Linked DNA regions of Homo sapiens: region 1 is linked to region 2. Evidence: chromatin loops called from intact Hi-C (ENCODE). Cell type or tissue: CD4-positive, alpha-beta T cell. All regions are shown on one strand. Each heading gives the region's core, and the rest is flanking DNA. Links, peaks and the distances in the headings are about the cores only. Region 1 holds the start of MISP3 (MISP family member 3). Region 2 overlaps LINC01841 (long intergenic non-protein coding RNA 1841).

Region 1 (2,850 bases), core at 339-2,838, 280 kb before region 2:
CTGCAGCAGGCCATCTCCAAGCTGGAGGCCCAGCTGAACGTGCTGGAGAAGAGCTCGCCTGGCCACCGGGCCACGGCCCCGCAGACCCAGCACGTGTCTCCTATGCGCCAAGTGGAGTCCCCGGCCAAGAAGCCAGCCTCACCAGCAGAGGATGACGAGGATGATGACATCGACCTGTTTGGCAGCGACAATGAGGAGGAGGACAAGGAGGCGGCACAGCTGCGGGAGGAGCGGCTACGGCAGTACGCGGAGAAGGCCAAGAAGCCTGCATTAGTGGCCAAGTCCTCCATCCTGCTGGATGTCAAGCCTTGGGACGATGAGACGGACATGGCCCAGCTGGAGGCCTGTGTGCGCTCTATCGAGCTGGACGGGCTGGTCTGGGGGACCTCCAAGCTGATGCCCGTGGGCTACGGTATCCGGAAGCTACAGATTCAGTGTGTGGTGGAGGACGACAAGGTGGGGACTTACTTGCTGGAGGAGGAGATCACTAAATTTGAGGAGCACGTGCAGAGTGTCGATATCGCAGCTTTCAACAAGATCTGAAGCCTGAGTGTGTGTATGTGTGCGCGTGCGTAAGGCCCTGCCACGATTAAAGACTGAGACCGGCAAAAAAAAAAAAAAAAAAAAAAAAGAAAAAAAAAAGAAAGAAAGAAAAGAAAAAGAAAAAGAAAAAAATGTTCCCGTGAAAGGGGGCCAAGAACCCAGCCCAGTTGGCATGGCTGGAGGAAGGACCAGGAGATGATGCAGTGGGGAAGGTGCTATAGAGAAAACTTTTTCCCAGAAGTATACAGCTTATTTATTTATTTATTTATTTATTTATTTTGAGACAGAGTTTTGCTCTTGCTGCCTAGGCTAGAGTGCAGTGGCGCGATCTTGGCTCACTGTAACCTCCACCTCCCAGGTTCAAGTGATTCTCCCACCTCAGCTTCCCGAGTAGCTGGGATTACAGGCGCCCACCACCAGGCCTGGCTAATTTTTTTTTTGTATTTTTAGTAGAGACGGGGTTTGGCCATGCTGGCCAGGCTGGTTTCGAACTGCTGACCTCAGGTGATCCTCCCGCCTCGGCCTCTCAAAGTGCTGGCATCACGGGCATGAGCCTCCATGCCCGGCCGGTAACTGTATTTTTCCTTCTGGGCACCCCAGAATGGTGGGGTTGGGGGCAGGTTCTGGGAAGAGTCTGCTTCCATTAGGGGGAAAGTGGAAAACGTCCCTAGGGGAGGGTGGCCCGCGCAAGGGCATCGATCCTGCCCTTGAACCGCATGATCCGGCCCCAGCTGCTCTTTCCCCCTACCCTGGACGCCTCCTGTTTCCTGTCTGGGCCTCCCCAGGCGCCCGGGCCCAAGGTGACCGCCTTTCAACTGCAACCGCTAAGCTGCGCCCACGGCGCACTGTGTCCGTCTCTCCCTCCTCCCTCAATCCGGGAGTGCCCTTGGCAGCGGACACCTCCCGGATTTTTCCGGGAGGAGAGGGGAAGCCGCTTCTCGGCTTGGCGTGGGGGCAGTGGTGCGCGGCTGGGAACCTCGCTGAGCCCAAGCATTGGTAGGGAGACCCCAGCGGCCAGTAAGGCGGCTCCTGGCGCCCCCTCGGGCCGGAGCTGTGCGCTGCAAGGCTGGATCGGAGGGAGGGCCCAGGGGCCTGAGGAGTCGCTGCCTGCCGGCTGGCACGACCAAGCGGGACTGCCCGGGTCCCGAAAATACGGCTTCGGGGGACACCTCACCAAGCGGCTAGTGGTTCAGAACCCCAGTCCGACGCGCTGCTGGGCCCAGTCTCCGGGACGATGACGGGGACATGGCTCTGAAAAAGTGCCAGGGTGCGCTCAGTAGAACCCAGCACCCAGAATGGCCCCCCAGAGAGCGGGGCCGGGTCTAGGGAAGCCCTCTTCCAAGAAGTCCCGTGCCCTGAGGTGACTGGGCGCGCTAGTTGATGAAACTGAGTGCCCCACCGAGGCGCCCCTGTCCCGAGGGCGGGGCCAGGGCGGGGCGGGAGTCCTCCTGGCAGGTGCCGGGGGCGGTGCCCGGCCCTGCCCCCGGGGGCCGTTCCTGGAGGCCAGAGGCGGGTCAGAGAAGCCGCCGGTGCGGGCGACGCCTTGGAACCCACGGCCGCCACTGCCGCCACAGGTGCCTCACAGTGCCCTCTGTCCTCGCTCTGGGAATCAAAACCCCGGTTGGGAACTGAGGCTTCCGAACTGCTTCCAACCCTGGACACGAAGGCCCCCACCGGCCGGAGAACGAAACCCTGGGGTCGTCTGAAGAGGAGGGCCAGGAGTCCCCAGGGCCAGACAGCGAAGCCCCAGAGCTGCTGCGGAGCTGAACACCGAGGTCCCCAAGCCCTCCGCAAAGGACGTGGAGATCCTGGAGCAAGAGAGCGAAGTCCTCGAGCCATCAGTCGAGCAGGACGCAGAGAGCCCCGGGCTGTCCACAGCTGCGGGCTTTGAGAGTCCTGAGCCAGGCAGAGACGACCCTGGGCCGTCCGAAGCGCAAAGGGCGGAGGTCCAGGGGCAGCATCCCCCTCCAGGCCCTAAGACCTCCTCCTCCAGGTCAGGCTCGGAAGCCCCCCACCTGCGTTTTCCGCCGTGCCCCGAGGCTCCCCAGCGTCCCCCGGAGGAGCGGTTCATGGAGACGCCCATCGAGCGCGAAATCCGCCGCAGCTGCGAACGCGAGGAGAGCCTGCGCCGGAGCCGGGGCCTGAGCCCGGGCCGCGCAGGCCGTGAACTCGTCGAGCTGCGCGTGCGGCCGGTGCTCAACCTGCCGGGTCCTGGCCCCGCGCTCCCGCGCGCCCTGGAGCGGGCGCGGGCGGGCGCGCAGATGCAGCGGGACATCGAGCGGGAGGCCCACCGGCAGGCGGCGCTGG
Region 2 (2,896 bases), core at 232-2,731:
ACATGCTTTTGAAGGCAAAGAGGGTAGGATGAAAGGAGACCCTCCCCACCATCATCTCGGAATTGAGATAAGGAGGGACAGGAAGGGCTTTAGCTTCCCAGAGGGAATCCTGTATCACTTTGGGTAACTAGAAAATCTATTGAAAAATGTTTTTAGGCTGGGCGAGGTAGTGCTCACCTGAAATCTCAGCACTGAGGGAGCCTGAAGCAGGAGGATGTCTTGAGCCCAAGAGTTGGAGACCAACCCGGGCAACATGGCAAGACTTCTCGTCTCTGCAATAAATAAAATACAATTTTTGTTGTTGTTGTTGTTTGTTTGTTCTTTTGAGACGAAGTTTCGCTCTTTTTGCCCAGGCTGGAGTGCAATGGCGTGACCTCAGCTCACTGCAACCTCTGCCTCCCGGGTTCAAAGGAGTCTCCTGCCTCAGCCTCCCGAGTAACCGGGATTACAGGCGCATGCCACCACGCCCAGCTAGTTTTGTATTTTTAGTAGAGACGGGGTTTCGCCATGTTGGCCAGGCTGGTCTTGAAATCCTGACCTCCAGTAATTCACCCGCCTCAGCCTCCCAAAGTGCTGGGATTATAGGCGTGAGCCATGACGCCCAGCCAAATACAATGTTTTTTAAACATACATTGTTTTTTAAACATTGGCTGACTCTTGGCCAAGCATCACGCCTGTAATCCCAGCACTTTAGGAAGCTGAGGCGGGCAGATCACTTGAGGTCAGGAGTTTCACACCAGCCTGGTCAACGTGGTGAAACCCTGTCTCTACTAAAAATACAAAAAATTAGCTGGGCGTGGTGGCGCGTGCCTGTAATCCCAGCTACTCGGGAGTCTGAGGCAGGAGATGGCTTGAACCCAGGAGGCAGAGGTTGCACTGAGCCAAGATCCTGCCACTGCACTCCAGCCTGAGTGACAGAGCAAAACCGTGTCTCAAACAAACAAACAAACAAAATGGGCTGACTCTGGACTCACACAGGCCTGGTGTCTCCAATCCCAGCCTTGCCATTTTCTGGCTCTATGAACCTGGGTGAGCCGCATCGCCTCCCTGAGCCTCAGTTTCCCCATCTGTAAAACGGGGATTCACCCATTCACCATTCCACAAATGTGCACCCAAGACCCACTGACACCAAGCGCTGCGCCCAGCTCTAACCTATATAAAGTTAAGGAAGAACACGAACATGGTAAGTGCGTCTCCCCCTCCCCCAGGCATGGAGCTGCTGAACTAGTTTTGGGAATGGAATCAGAGCACGCGTGGACAGATGGAGGGAGCCCTCAGCTGCCCGGACTCTGCAGCCCACCACCCCCACTCTTCTCAGATCCCCCTCGTTTGACCAAAAAGCCCCTCTACCACGAGGTAGGACCCCAAGCAGGATCCCAGGGACTGGCGTCCAAATCCGGGCCAGGAACTGACCCCAGCAGCCAGACCCGGGACGGGGCTAAAGCTCGGGTTTTTCCACCTCCGCTTCCCGCCACTGCAGCGCGGGGAGCGAGCGCCACCTGTGGGCCTCCAAGGGGAGGTGCGTGCGACTCCCGGGGAGGTGGACGGTCGCCCCCGTTTCTCCCCAACCCGGGGGACCTCGGGCCCTCCAGGAGTTTCGGAAACAGCTCTCATCTCTTAAATTCTCCTCCACAACCCACTTTTCCCGGCTGCCATTTCCCAGCTAGAACTCGTCGTCCATGCATTCATGCAACATTTATTGAGCACCTACTGTGTGTATTGAGCAAACCTAGATCATTGCTCTAGGTTTAGAGTACACAGAAGACAGAATGGGGCTGGCTCAGGCCTGTAACCCCAGCCACTCAGGAGGCTGAGGTGGGAGGATCACTTGAGCCCAGAAGATGGAGGCTGCTGTGAGTCATGATGGCACCATTGCACTCCAGTCTGAGAAACACAGCGATACCCTGTCTCTAAAAGTAAAAAGAGGCCAGGTACAGTGGCTCGGCCAGGCACGGTGGCTCACGCCTGTAATTCCAGCACTTTGGGAGGCCAAGGCGTGCGGATCACGAGGTCAGCAGTTCGATACCAGCCTGACCGACATGGTGAAACCCCCTCTCTACTAAAAATACAAAAATTAGCCAGGCGTGGTGGCGGGCGCCTGTAATCCCAGCTACTCAGGAGGCTGAGGCAGGAGAATTACTTGAACCCAGGAGACGGAGGTTGCAGTGAGCAGAGATCGTGTCACTGCACTCCAGCCTGGGCGACAGAGCAAGACTCCATCTCAAAAAAAAGAAAAAAAATGGAAACAAAACAGATAAACCTCCATGCCCTTCTGGAGCTTACAGTCCAAGGGAAGAGAGAAGAGAGGAGGAAGAGGACAACAGGCTGCAAGATCATTGCTGATGGCAGTAAGTGCAGTAAGTGTTCTGAAGGAGAAAGTATATACAGGGATGTCACTGAAGCACCTGCTGTGGGTAGAGTGGGTGGAGTGGGCTCTGAGGAAGTGACGCTTATCCTGAGGCCTGAGAAGAATAAAGCCCCAGCCATGCCGAGTCTGGAGCCAGGATTTCCAGTAGAAGGCGCAGCCAGCGCAAAGGCCCTGTGGCAGAAAGGAGCTCGGGTGTTGAACAGTGGGAAAGGAGGTCACAGTAGCCAGAGCCGAGAGATGAAGAAACAGGTGGGCTGCGATGTCAAGGCCTATTTTGGAGACAAATCTGATCTCTCACTCCCCCTGAGGAGTCACCTCCTAAAAGCCCGAGGGGAGAAGAAGGCTCACACTGAGCTAAAAGCCCTCCAACACCACCAGCTGCACCCTTCTCGTCGCCCACCCACAGATATGGTGTCGCCCACAGAAAGAAGCCCTGGCCCATGCACTGTCCCCCTACCCACCCCACCACTCTCCCAGGACTTTGCCTCTGACCATATTGACCCCAATTATGCAGTTAAGGTGCACGTG

The links. Hi-C counts contacts between places; a loop is a spot of excess contacts. Peaks named below come from ENCODE experiments on the same cell type or tissue, not always from the same donor. Only the 100,000 strongest peaks of a DNase experiment are listed, where the experiment ranks them.
Region 1: a loop joins it to region 2, with 5 times the contacts of the local background. A loop is called at or near these places in 5 of 110 quality-filtered maps.

The regions. Positions count from the first base shown.
Region 1 is chr19:14,070,698-14,073,547 of GRCh38, forward strand. It overlaps MISP3 (MISP family member 3), which reads left to right and starts at 2,089. Exons shown (of 3, transcript NM_001291291.2): 1 at 2,089-2,850. The coding sequence starts at 2,613. It overlaps MIR1199 (microRNA 1199), which reads left to right and starts at 2,664; the gene lies at 2,664-2,782. It also overlaps the pseudogene EEF1DP1. RefSeq lists silencers at 1,908-2,077, 2,648-2,850. In CD4-positive, alpha-beta T cell, for the core only: a CTCF peak has its summit at 1,569 (motif pointing left); DNase peaks (open chromatin) are centred at 1,604 and 1,954; H3K4me3 peaks cover 1,645 bases; H3K27me3 peaks cover 547 bases.
Region 2 is chr19:14,347,138-14,350,033 of GRCh38, forward strand. All of the region lies in intron 1 of LINC01841 (long intergenic non-protein coding RNA 1841), which reads right to left. Among named protein-coding and RNA genes, the nearest start is that of LINC01842, 15 kb to the left of the region's middle. RefSeq lists enhancers at 1,177-2,055, 2,854-2,896. In CD4-positive, alpha-beta T cell, for the core only: CTCF peaks have their summits at 1,513 (motif pointing left) and 1,716; DNase peaks (open chromatin) are centred at 1,494 and 2,474; H3K4me3 peaks cover 469 bases.